Linked DNA regions of Homo sapiens: all the other regions are linked to region 3. Evidence: chromatin loops called from intact Hi-C (ENCODE). Cell type or tissue: PC-3. All regions are shown on one strand. Each heading gives the region's core, and the rest is flanking DNA. Links, peaks and the distances in the headings are about the cores only. Region 1 overlaps BZW2 (basic leucine zipper and W2 domains 2). Region 2 has its middle 9.9 kb from the start of AGR3. Region 3 overlaps AGR2 (anterior gradient 2, protein disulphide isomerase family member).

The links. A loop is a pair of places that touch in the nucleus more often than their neighbours do. Peaks named below come from ENCODE experiments on the same cell type or tissue, not always from the same donor. Only the 100,000 strongest peaks of a DNase experiment are listed, where the experiment ranks them.
Region 1: a loop joins it to region 3, with 3 times the contacts of the local background. A loop is called at or near these places in 13 of 110 quality-filtered maps.
Region 2: a loop joins it to region 3, with 9 times the contacts of the local background. A loop is called at or near these places in 6 of 110 quality-filtered maps.

Annotation. Positions count from the first base shown.
Region 1 is chr7:16,693,469-16,697,859 of GRCh38, forward strand. It overlaps BZW2 (basic leucine zipper and W2 domains 2), which reads left to right. Exons shown (of 12, transcript NM_014038.3): 8 at 1,366-1,536; 9 at 3,447-3,593. Among named protein-coding and RNA genes, the nearest start is that of BZW2, 49 kb to the left of the region's middle. In PC-3, for the core only: a CTCF peak has its summit at 2,364 (motif pointing right); a DNase peak (open chromatin) is centred at 2,343; H3K27ac peaks cover 290 bases.
Region 2 is chr7:16,889,682-16,894,072 of GRCh38, forward strand. No RefSeq gene overlaps it. Among named protein-coding and RNA genes, the nearest start is that of AGR3, 9.9 kb to the left of the region's middle. RefSeq lists a silencer at 1,684-1,978. In PC-3, for the core only: CTCF peaks have their summits at 1,838 and 2,718; a DNase peak (open chromatin) is centred at 1,850; H3K27ac peaks cover 1,753 bases.
Region 3 is chr7:16,798,578-16,802,666 of GRCh38, forward strand. AGR2 (anterior gradient 2, protein disulphide isomerase family member) reads right to left here. Exons shown (of 8, transcript NM_006408.4): 2 at 3,081-3,226; 3 at 2,743-2,806; 4 at 2,574-2,626; 5 at 1,167-1,240. The coding sequence starts at 3,219. Among named protein-coding and RNA genes, the nearest start is that of AGR2, 4.4 kb to the right of the region's middle. In PC-3, for the core only: a CTCF peak has its summit at 2,692 (motif pointing right); a DNase peak (open chromatin) is centred at 2,634; H3K27ac peaks cover 1,041 bases.

The DNA.
Region 1 (4,391 bases), core at 855-3,354, 110 kb before region 3:
TTGAATGCTAGCACAGAGTAATGGAATAAGTATTGACTTGGGGGCACACAGCTCTGTTCTTAAATATTTTTGGTGGCATAAATTGGGTCAAGCTGCTTAACCTTGTTGAAACTTGGTTTACCGTCTAGAAAAATGTCTGCTTTACACAGTTATTATGAGGAAAGTGCCAGTACATTTTGATTCATAGAAGAAACTCAATAAAAATACATTAGTTCCCTTCCCTGCAGATTTGGAAGATGTGGAGCAGTAGAGGAAATATCAGTGACGCAGTTTCAGTGTGGTATAAAATGTTTGCTTTATTATGAATGCGTGTTTGATAGCTGCTCCCACCAGCTCTCTTCTGACATTTTTGAAACATATGACTCAACAGGGGAAATTAATAGGATGATAGAACATTGAAATTTGAATCCTGACATAGGAGCCCTCCAGCTGTGTTCCTATAGGTGGTGGCAAACCCATTGCAGATCTACTGAGGCTCTTTCTGGAACCACATAGCCATTGGCCATATATATGCAAGTCTAACCAATACAAAAGCTTGGATATATTTTTTAGACCCTGCAGCAGTCTGAAAAATGTGAGAACTTTGAAAATCATCTTAATTTCATAGATGGGAGTTGAACTCACCCAGGATTAGATCATGACTAAGTGTTACTGAGATTCTGCCAAACTGTGTAGGGTAAAATGGAAATGAGGTGAAAATATGAGAGCAGCTATGGTATATTGCTCTTTTTGAAAATTTCCATCAGAATTATGTAATAAACTAGAGTTGGTAGGGTAGGTGTCTTAGACCTTTTCTATTACTTATAACAGAATACCTGAAACTGGGTTATTTATACAGAAAAGGAACTTATTTCTTAACAGTTATGGAGGCTAAGTCCCATGTCAAGGGGCTGCATCTGGTGAGGGCCTTCTTGCTGGTGGGGACTCTGCAGTGTCCCAGGAAGGCTCAGAGTATCACATGGCGAGGGGGCTGAGTGTGCTAGCTCAGGTCTCCCCTCCTCTTTTTTAAAGCCACCAGGTCCCCTCCCAACATAACCCACTAATCCATGAATGGATTAATCCATTCATGAGGGCAGAGCCCTTATAATCCAGTAACTCTTTAAAAGCCTCATCTCTCAGTATTGCCACAGTAGGGTCCAAGTTTATCTCAATTGCTTACCCTTTTTTTCTTTTTCTTTGTGAAACTGCCTGATTTCAGAAGATGTTTAGCTCAGTAAATATACCAGAGATTTGTTGTTTTGTAAAACAGTCTTTATTCTTTTCTTCCAAATGTGAGATATTCTAAGTGAAATGAAGACTTTTGTCCTTTATGCTTGCTGAAATTTGAATGGCTTGTTTTATAGCAGTCTTTTTTCCCTTTTTCAGGAACTCTTTCCAGTTAACAGACAGAGTGTGGATCATTTTGCTAAATACTTCACTGACGCAGGTCTTAAGGAGCTTTCCGACTTCCTCCGAGTCCAGCAGTCCCTGGGCACCAGGAAGGAACTGCAGAAGGAGCTCCAGGAGCGTCTTTCTCAGGAATGCCCGATCAAGGAGGTGGGAGACCACGGGCAGACATCACCTCAATACACATGAATGAGAGGAATTACATGGGCTGTGTAGCAAAGGCTTTCCTTAACAAGTCTGTCCTATGCTTATTGCTGTAAACTTTGTCCACTTATTCCTACCATTTAAATTAACTCAGCTTCAAAGTATTGATTTAGAATCCTCCATTTTTGTTAACACTCTAGGATGGTCCAGAAATTAATAGTGATTTCCACACAACTGACTTATTTTACCAGGCTGCTATGATTTTCAAAATATTTCATCTGTCAAAGAGATTTGACCATCCACTATCAGTATAGCCCATTATATGGTAGTTTTAAAATTTTGTTGCAGGTTATCTAACCTGATTAAGCATTTGTCTAGTGTTTGGAATTAACACTGGATTTTTTGTTCATCACTCTGTATGAATATGTAACAGGCTTTTTATTTGAAAAAAGTTTGAATTCCTGTCATGGGAAAAGACTAGTTGGATCAGTGACTTGTTTAATCCCACTCACACTTGGAAGAGCTGTGTTTCCCTATAATGTAAAAGCTATATTTTTTATAATACGCATATACATAGTTTATATATACATGCTATAGTTCACAAAGCAATGACTATATCTTTTTTTTATTTTTAGTGTATCTGGAGAGAGCTTTCTATTTGAAGTTTTAAAATCTTTCATGCAACAATTTAAAAATTAATATAAAGCGTCCTTTCTTTTTTTCCACGTGCTCTAAAATGCCTGACCCACACCTCCTTCCATGCTCCAAGCCCTGCTTGGCAGCTCACATGGTTGAAGCCTGGAGAATGTAGGACTGATACTATCCAGCAGGTGGAGGTGTTGGAATGACAAATATTCTTAAGTCTCATGGTATTAAGGATAGCAGTATATTTAATCATATTTCTCCAAGCAAGAATTTGTACATTATTTTCCATGGGGAAAAGAAGCAAACATAAAAAGCCTTGTGATGCTTGTAGATGCCAGGATGTCACACTTTTATGTGGCTTCCTCCAGCCAGCACAGGGACTGGGACTGCCCGGCTCCTTCTGCTTTTGAAGGCTGCTCAAGTCACTGCTGGCATTTCTACACTCCAGGCCAGAAGTCAAGAAAGCAATGTGTTTCCAGCAAAAAAGAAAAGGGAGGGAAAAAAAAGGTGTTACTACTACTCACAAAGTAGTATGCTGGAGATATACGATGACTTTCAATCACTTCTGAGGCCCAAACCTCTATTTATTATTTTATTTTAAAAGGAAAAAGCCTTTCAAATAAATTTTAGGCAAGCCTATATTCCATACTCTCAGGGTTGAGTATAAATTTGCATATTTATACATAATTCAAAGGAGAAAATAAGTTGCTGAATACTGCTGAATTGATGTATATGAAATTTAAAAATTGCCTTTGCACTTACAATTTATTTACAAATTAACTTTTCACTGAGATGGGGCATAAGGATCATCAAAAGTAATCATTGAAGAATAAATTGTGGAGAATGGACCTGTACAAACCCAAGATGGTATCCATCAAGAGGTTTTAAAGTTTAGGGATGGGATAAAAGTTCACAACGCTGTTGCCTTCTTTAAATCTCCAAAAAGTCAAACTGGCTCAAGTATCCCTACTCTACTAGACTCAAAGGGGTTTCTCTATGAGGAAACAAAAATCCTCTCTTACTCCACATTATCCAGCAGCTCCTGGCCAGAGCTAAGCCTATTAATTTTGGGACTAAAAATAAATTTGCTTTGAGAACAAATCATTATAGTTTTTCTCCCTCTTCCAGTCTGAGAATGCAGACAAGGAAAGGAGAAGCTAAGCAGATTGTTTCTTAGCTGCCCCAAAACCTTGATTGACTGGGCAGCTAGCGGGGAGATGGGAGCCCTCCATCTGCCTGTTACTTTCTGACCCCATTTCCATGTAATGTAGGTGGTGCTTTATGTCAAAGAAGAAATGAAGAGGAATGATCTTCCAGAAACAGCAGTGATTGGTCTTCTGTGGACATGTATAATGAACGCTGTTGAGTGGAACAAGAAGGAAGAACTTGTTGCAGAGCAGGCTCTGAAGCACCTGAAGGTAACAGCCCTTAGCAAGGAACTGACCCAGCCAAGGGCAAACTGCAGCTTTTTTTGTTTGTTTGTTTGTTTGTTTGAGAGTGCAGTGGCACGATCTGCGCTCACTGCAACTTTGAACTCCTGGGCTCAAGCCACCCTCCCTCCTCAGCCTCCCAGGTAGCTAGGACTACAGGCGCGTGCCACCACGTCTGGCTAATTTCTTCATTTTTTGGTAGAGATGTAGTCTCGCTGTGTTGCCCAGGCTGGTCTTGAACTCCTGCATTCAAGCTATCCTCCTGCCTTGGCCTCCCAAAGTGTTGGATTGCAGGCATGAGCCACCACGCCGGGCCCAAATTTGTCTTAATTGAGAGTATGACAAATGGGTTCCAACTACAATTACCCTAGACTCAGACTAAACATATACTTCCTAATTTTTTTCCAAGTTTGCACCCAGCGTTCATGAGAACATAGCAGTGAGTAAACTGTCCATGTTACTTTGATCAGGGAAGGCCCTTTGGAAGAGATAAGTATTGAATTGAGTAAGTCTCAGAAAAACAATGGCTATGCCTCAGTGTCAGAAAGTCAAGGATATTTCTAAATGAATGCTTTTTATCCCAGCAGCTCATCAAGATTCCTTCCCTGTACCCACTAAGAGACCAAATATGAGAATCTGCCTATATTAAAGATAATTGCTGGCCTGCTATGTCTAAGGGATATTTCGAAAATGAGGTCATATCCTCATAGAATATCCATTGTATTATTGGACTGTGGCTCTGCCATTGAAAAAATGTGAATCTTCTTCCCAGTTCCCTCACAGGTC
Region 2 (4,391 bases), core at 864-3,363, 90 kb after region 3:
TAAGTCAAACCGTAGTAAGACCATCTGTATTGGAAATCTGACATTATTATCTATGTGTCCTTTATAATTTGCATCTCTTTAGTCTGCCTCCACAGAGGCCTGAATTTCTCTTTTTTTTTTTTAACCGATTTGATCCTTGTAGTAGTCAGTTTATTCTTTATTGTTCCCATTACAGTAAAAAAGTTAGCAATCACACTTTTCAGTTTGAAACCTCTTTTCTAGCTTCAAATTGTTTTGTTTATGACTACAGATCTTGTTTTTATATCTGTATGATAAGATGCTTCTGTAAGGGGTTTAGCCAGCTATTAAACCTCCAGAGTGACCTCATTTCCTAAGCCAGCACCTTTGTCAGGTTTACACTGTGGTTGCCTTTGTAGCTCCCCACTGCATGAAGACTCCAGGTTTTATTGTACTTCCTGGAAATGCCAGCAGAATGAACAATTTCTCCCACAAATCATTGCATGACTTAGCTTTATTTTCAGGCCCCACTGCAAACCTTTTGGAGGCAGGTGCTGTCCCTTCCCTTAAGCCCTGCAGGCTGTCTTTTATACGTATTAGATTATGGGCATGTCAGTCCTCACATCTGTCTGTGCTGTCTTAGAGAGATTTCTTGAATTTTCAGTTTGACTAAGTACATCTATCTGTCATTTCCAAGTGGGTATAATTGTCTCCTTACTATATTCAAAATAGAAGAATGTGGGCTGAGTTTGGCATCTTGTATAGAATGCTACCATTTACTCCACTTTAAATTGAACCTAACATAGGTTGAGTGAGTTGTCCAAACTCACAGTAAGTAGCAGAGCCTGGTCTTAAACTTAGATCATTTGAACCCAAATTTTGTGTTCTTTCCACTATGGAAGTCAGTATGCATAGTAGTTAAGAGTGGGAGTCCTAGAGAAGGAGAGTAGACAGGTTCTGGCATCTGGAGGAGTGGGCCCATAGGGGATCATGACAAGGAATTGATTCTCTAGTCAAGCATGAACACGAAAAGAGAATTTTCTTTTCACACCTTACTTCACAGTGTGACCACTGATTTCAATCCCACCTTTTGTGATACTTCCTCTAACATTGTTGTCATTGCCTTAACAATTGTCATGACTTGTTAGTTATGCGAGGAGAAGTGATCATGGGGCCATTTGCCCTGAGCATCCAGCCTCCAGTGGTCCTTCTATTCTGGGGCTAGGATGTCTGGGTTCCAATCCTGCTCAGTAGCCACCATGACCACAGAGAAATTACTAATGCAAATAGAAATGTTGATAATATTTATCGCACAGAAGTGTTGTAATGATGAAATGTGAGAGAACATGAAAAGTGACAGAAAGCAGGCAGTACCTTCCCAAACATGTGGGCCTACCCTAGAGCAGGCTCTTTGGTAGTTAATGAAGATAAGACAGCAAATACAAAGGTCAAGTTGCTCCCTTTTTTGGAAGAGAAAATAAATGAGTATTTAAAAAATGATAGTTGATGAGTTCCCAATAAATATTAGCTTCTCTTATTTATTATATAACTATTATTCAAGTGAGCCCACTAAGCCCAGGAACTAGTGAGAAAACTCTCTTAGCAATAAGATGGACTGATGTATTAGGTATTTTCCCAAAACATGATTTTTTAGAGGGTAGACTTCTCTCAAGAGGAGAAGGAGCCAGTTTTGAAAATTCATGATTCAAGTACTAATTGCATTTCAATTTAAACAAGTTTAATTCAGTTTTGTTCATGTTTTACTTGGCCCAACAAATTATCCTAGTGAGCTGTCTGTCTGCCGAGGAGGTGGGTTTACAACCTGAAGAGTCAATTTGGAAACTGAACAGGAGCTGAGCTGAGCTACTCTCTGACTCTGACATTAGATGTCACTACAATCAAAGGAAAGCAGAGCGGGCAACCTAGCAGTGAAGTGAAACTTGAACATGGTAGAGGAAAGAGACATGTTTAGATTGTGGTGCAAAGTTCCTGGATAAGAACTTGTGATATGATTTGCCTATCCACCTTGCCATGGGGAAAAAGGAGAATTTTAATATATGTATGACAGCTGCATTCATTTTCCTAAGACATTGACTAGGAACAACTCCTAACCACTTTGCACATCTTGGTATTTCTTCCCCTAATAGATAATAGAACTGATAGAGGCCCCCAAGGATTTTCAGTGCAGAATATTCCTAATAGGTTCTAAACGAGAATTTTACTGGACCAGATCACTAAGTCTAGTTCTTCTAATGAGCTTAATGCTTAAAGCTTAAGTTGTCTTTCAAATATTCTTCAATTATAAACTTTATCAGGTGTTTCCAAAGTTTCTTTGCTTAAAGATGTGAAGAACCCCAGGTTACTGGTATTTGTGTGTTAAGAGTAGAATTACCAGGTACAGTCACATTTGTTTACTTAAGCAAAATATCTACAAACAGCTGGAGGGCAGGGGACCCAACTAATGTTTCCATTTATTGCTAGGCAACTGGGTGAACTGAAAAGTCCATCCTCCCAAGGGATATTATATTAAATATATCTTTTTATGTGTGTGAACTGGCACACACTATTGGAATAGATTCAGAATATCTAACAATTGATGCAGCATAGGTACCAATGAATTAAATCTAGCGATGGCTAGGGCTTCCAGGGGAAAATAAGGGTGCTCCATATGGGTGTAGGGAGGACCTGATGGGGAACAACTGCTGCAGTACCTATTTATCAACTCCTGAGGGAAGTACTTTGACATATTAATAACTGGGATGACTGTACCAGTATCTATTGGTTGAATATCAGCCTGTGTATATATAACTTGGCTTATCAAGAGCCCACAAGATCTCTGGTTTAGGTTCCAAGTACAAGTATCAAAGTTCATTCTCATTACCCTCTTGATAATGGTCTGGGCTGCTAATTTTTACATTGCTTTAGTGATGGGAAGGTCCCACATGGAGGGAAATTTTATGAAATATGCAGAGAGAAGCTTGGTCTTTACATGTCTACATCTTCTTTTTTCAAGCTGTGATGAAGGCCTTGATTCTGATGGGCATCAAGAGGCAGATACAGCTCAGAAGATTCAGAAAGGCAGACTCGTGTCTAACATAACTACATTACCTTGGTGATCCCAGGAATTAGTAGACTGATACTGGGGATAGGAGTGGGGTTCTCAGTATTGGTGACAAAGTTTGTTTTAAAGTGTCCTGATTTTTTTCCTTTGCTCTACATGAGAATTAATGCACCAGTTTGCAATATATGTAAACTGTTTCATGTAGATTTGTTGAAGAAGAAAGACTGGATTTCAAGGGCCTAAGAGCAGGCAGTTTTCATGTTCAAGGTGTTTTCACATCGTATGCAGTGCTTAGATTACTGAGCCCATAGTAGTTACCTAATTCTTATTTGATACTTGATTGATATTTTTGTTTTCTGTAGATTATTCTCATTGAGAAGAAACGGACCTATGACTGATTTCAGACCAGTGATTTTGGTAATGTTTTGAATTTACTGTAATTATTTAAGCTGTTCTTCTGAATACTTGTACCATTTTCTTGGTGATTCAGAACGAAACTTACAGCTAAATTATCTGGGTTATATTAATCTTTGCATGCATTAAAACTGCTGTTTTTATAATGGAAAGAAAGAGGACTACTACCTATGTATATCTCAATGTGTCTGTGCCACGCTGTTTTAATTATGCCAAGTGTTCACTGACAAAAGTGTGAATGGAGCATACAATTTAAAAATATGAACATGTTATTAATATTTGGCACTATAACTGTAACAATCACTGATTATCATCATGATTGGGGACCTTGTCTCACCAATACCAGAGACATATTGATGTCACGATGAACTGTATTTTTCTACTATTATGTGAAATTACTTTCTTTTAATTCCACTATTTCTCATTGTTTGGCCACTTTTACTTAGGGGTTTTCTCTCTATTTCATTGTTACATGTATTTTTTTTTGTTCAAATGTCTTAAAAATTCCAATTCTTAAGGTTGATTCCATTGTACATCTTTGAATTTCACAGTGTATAGTTAGATTGTAGTCTTGTCAAGATGAGAAATTACCATGATGCCATGATAGCTTCTAACAATGCTACTGTTTCAGAAGTCAGGATCCAAGGTCTCATAGACCAAATTAAGACCTCAAACTATGTGGCTTATTGAGTCAGAACACAGTGAGAAGCAAAGGACAAAGAGTAATGTAACTTGGATGGGATGCAAATGAGAAGGAGGGACTACAATACTTAAATCTAGAGCTGCATACTATCCATATATCCTGCCCCTTTCCACTTCATTAGTATTCCCTGTTAATGGTAGGCAAATGATGACTGAGTGCACATGGGAAAGGAGGCTCGGCAGAAAGAAGGTGCTCAAAGTCACCTTGGTATATCTGAGAGACCACAGGGCAAAATGACCAGTAGCTATTTTTATA
Region 3 (4,089 bases), core at 1,590-4,089:
CTGTAAAGCAACTTCTCTGACAGCCATGTGGGATTAGACAGAGTTTATCTTGTAGACCAGGAGCCATTTAGCAGTATTACAGTAAGCTAGGGAAAGTGAAAGAGGCTTACTAAAATAGTGGTCCTGAGTTTATAGAGAAGTGACTAGTAGCAGGAATACTTGGAATTTAGAAGCACAGGGCTTATTGCATGCTGTAGGTAAGTAGGAGAGTCCAATCTAGCACAGTACCACTTTCAGTAAAATAGGGAATAGAGAAAGAAGAGCTATTGGAAAAGCGCAAACCAAGATGATTAATGTGCAGTGAGGAACATACTGAGTTTAAGCTGATTATGAGATATCTGGAATATGGTTGGATAGACAATTTGGAAGTTGTTTCATGTTTGGGTAAGATGTAGGAATTATTAGTGTGTCGGAATTGATTAAAGGCAGTTGTAGATGGAGTTGTTCACTGAATACAAAATATGGAAAGAGAAAAGGGTCAAGTAGAGATTCATCATGTCACTCACATTAAGGAGTAGGAAGAGGAAGAGGAAGAGCCCATGGAAGAGAGGCAAGGAAGAACTACTGGTGCGAAGTGGTCTTTAAGGAAGCCAACCTGTGAAGAGGAAGGGCCGGAGGGCTCAAAAGGACATATGATTAGGTAGAGTCATTTTTTTGTTGGCTTGCTTTTAGAAGGAAAATGAAACATTTGTATACAGTAAAAAGAACTTGCCGAGACAGAAAGCTTGAGCACCGTGAGGGGTGGTAGTGGTGAAGTAAGGTGGGAATGCATGAAGCTAAAGCACAAGAGGCATGATTAGAGTTGGAAAGCCAGAGAGCTGTCTCTTCCCAAGAGATGACCAGGATTAAGAATGGGTGTAGAGAAGCCAGGACTATAGAGGGACAGGCACAGCAAGTAACAAAAACCTTCCAGCAACAGAAAAAATTCTGACTACGGGAGATAATTTTTCAGACAAACTAAGATGATTAATTACTAAATAAAAACAGACACACCAAATGGATTATTAATACAACGAAATATCTTTTTTCTCTCTAATTTATGAGATGGGATATTTGGAAGCAATCCCAGTTAATGCAGTATAACTAAGATGTATAGGAAAAATGAATCATCCATTTCAAGTAATGAGCCATAGAGAAATGTTAGTAATGATGAAAAGGAAACTTACAACCAGATTGAGGAGGACAAACTGCTCTGCCAATTTCTGGATTTCTTTATTTTCAGCAAACACTTTCTTTAAAGCTATAATATAAAGAAAAATCATTAAGCATCCATCTTAGCATTGGTTAAAAGCTTTGTTCAATTTTCAGTTAAATTGCATTTTATTTACTTATTGAATTGCATTTTAAATACAGTATTCTACTTTGGCCTTTTAGCAAATGATTAGTGAAGTAATATCTATGGCATTGACTACCTCTGCTTTCTATTCACTCATTCATCCATTCATTCATCAATTCATTTTTTTCTCCAGCTCATATTTATTGAATGGCTGCCATGTGTTACGCACTGTGTTCTGTACTAGGGATGGTGCAGTGAACAAAAAAAAGCATGTGTTTTTTCACAGAGCTCACATACTTGTGTGGGAGACAAACCATAAACAAAGAAATAAGTAGATGATACTTTCAGGTAGAGATATGTACTTTGAAGAAAAATAAAGCAAAGCAAAGGGTTTAAAAACTGTGAGTGGTCAGGGCAGATCTTCCTGAGGAGCTAACGTTGAAGTGAGGGAGTGGTCCATTTTGGGGTAGGCCACTGTGGGCAGGGGGAACTGCAAAAGCACTAGCTGTGAGGTGGGAATGAGCTCACCTGTGGGAGGAACAGCACGAAGGCCAGGCTGGAGAGAGTGAAGAAAGCAAGAGGAGAGTGGTAGGAAGGGAGAGATAGCCATTGGCCTGATCATGTCAGCCTCATAGGTTGTGATCAGAAATTTGGATTTAGTTCTGTGATAAGAAGCCACTTGAGCACGTGAGTGATGGAATCTGATTTATGTCTACCAGCCTCACTCTGGCTTCTGTGTGGACTGGCTGTAGGGTGGCCAGTTAGGTGACTGTTATGGTAGTCTAGACAAGATCTGATCTGGGCTTGGACCAGGGCAGTAGCATGGAGGCAATAGGAAGTGGTTGGATTTGGGCCCAGTGCAAAATGAAAGGGTAGAGCCCCTTGTTGAAGAATTACTAAGACTTTTAAGACAATGATAGCCAAGTTTAAACCAAGTTTGGGAACCTTCTAAGCTTGGGGCCCTGTGAGATGGCACAGGCTTCATGCCTGTGAAGCTGGTGCTGGTTTAAGGATATATTTTGAAGATAAAGCCAGTATTTGCTGGTGTATTGAATGTGGACTGTAAGAGAAATCAAGAAGTTGAAGATGAATCCTAAAACTAGTTTTTCAAAATATGTACCAATGGTTATCACAAAATGTGGAGATATTTGAAGTCACTTTTAAATATGTTTTTACTATATAAAATATTCTTTCTTTAATGCAACTGTGGTTCTAAAGATACAAACATGAGTGATCTGAACCCTGGCCCTAAGGCTAAAAGCCTATAAAGGAAATCATACTTAGAAGAATAAATTACCTTGACTGTGTGGGCACTCATCCAAGTGATGAATAATCATCAAGGGTTTGTTGCTTTAAAAGACAGAGATTAGACAAATTTTAATGAGTAAGATTTCACATATATCTAGATGTCACTAGGTGGTGCTCTTGAGAGCTTTGAGGGAGCTCTGAGTAATCCTGATCTTTACCTTGTCTTGGATTTATATAGAGCTTCTTCATATGTCTGAGTCCAGATGAGTTGGTCACCCCAACCTAGAATGAAATGAATCAGTATATTTGAAGCTTGTATAAATTCAGACCCAAAGCTGTTGAAAAGCAATGGTAAAGACTGGGATAATAGACCCTATACTAAAGAAGAAGAAAAACCCCTGGAGAAAGTAGAAATAATTATAAACAGTGATAAGTCTAGAAGGAACACAACCAAAAATAACCTGGCACCAGGTTAGAACCAGGTTTAAGCACCAAGAGAGAGGAAATCTTTTCCAATTAAGTAGCAGTTGGAAGCCAACAAGAAGCTGACTCCTACCTCTGGAGAGGGTCTGGGGCAGTTTGGGTCGAGAGTCCTTTGTGTCCTTTTTGGCTCCAGGTTTGACTGTGGTATCTCTGGCCAGAGTGTAGGAGAGGGCCACAAGGAGCAAGAATGCTGACACTGGAATTTTCTCCATGGCAACTCTAGTATGGAAAACCAACCAAAATCAGTAAACAAAATTGAACTAGCAGTCTTCAGGGTCTGCAGGTTGCCCCACAACGGTGGAATATACCAGAAACTGAGGCTCTGCTGAGACTGGACATACGAGATTGGCGTAAATAGCTCTGTTCCATGGGATTTTCCTAAGAATACAGGTGGTCTTTGACTTACAATTGAGTAATGTTCCAATAAACCCATTGTAAACTGAAAATATTGCAAGTCAAAATGCATCCAGAGTAGTCTCTCCTTTCCCAGGGTTTTACTTTCTGCGGTTTCAGCTAACCACGGTCAACCGCGTCCAAAATAAGTGAGCACAGTGCAATAAGATATTTTGAGAGAGAGACCAAATTCACCTAACTTTTATTATAAGATACTGTTGTAATTGTTCTGTTTTATTATTAGCTCTTATTAATCTCTTATTGTGCTTAATTTATAATTTCAACTTTATCATAGATATGTATGCATAGGAAAAAACATAGCATATGTAGTGTTTGGTACTAATGTGCGGTTTCAGGCATCCACTGAGGGTCATGGACCATAACCCCCACAGATAATGGGGGAACTACCGTAATACACCTAACCCACTGAACACCACAGCTGAACCTACCGTAAATGTGCTCAGAACACTCACATTAGCCTAAAGTTGGGAAAAGCCATCCAACACAAAGCCCATTTTATAGTAAAGTGTTAAATATCTCAAGTAATTTTTATGAATACTCTATTGGAAGTAAAAACCAGAATGGTTATATGGATACTTGAAATACAGTTTCTACTGAATGTGTATTGCTTTTGCACCATCATAAAGTCAAAAAATTAAGTCAAACTTCTGTAAGTTGGGACTGTTTGT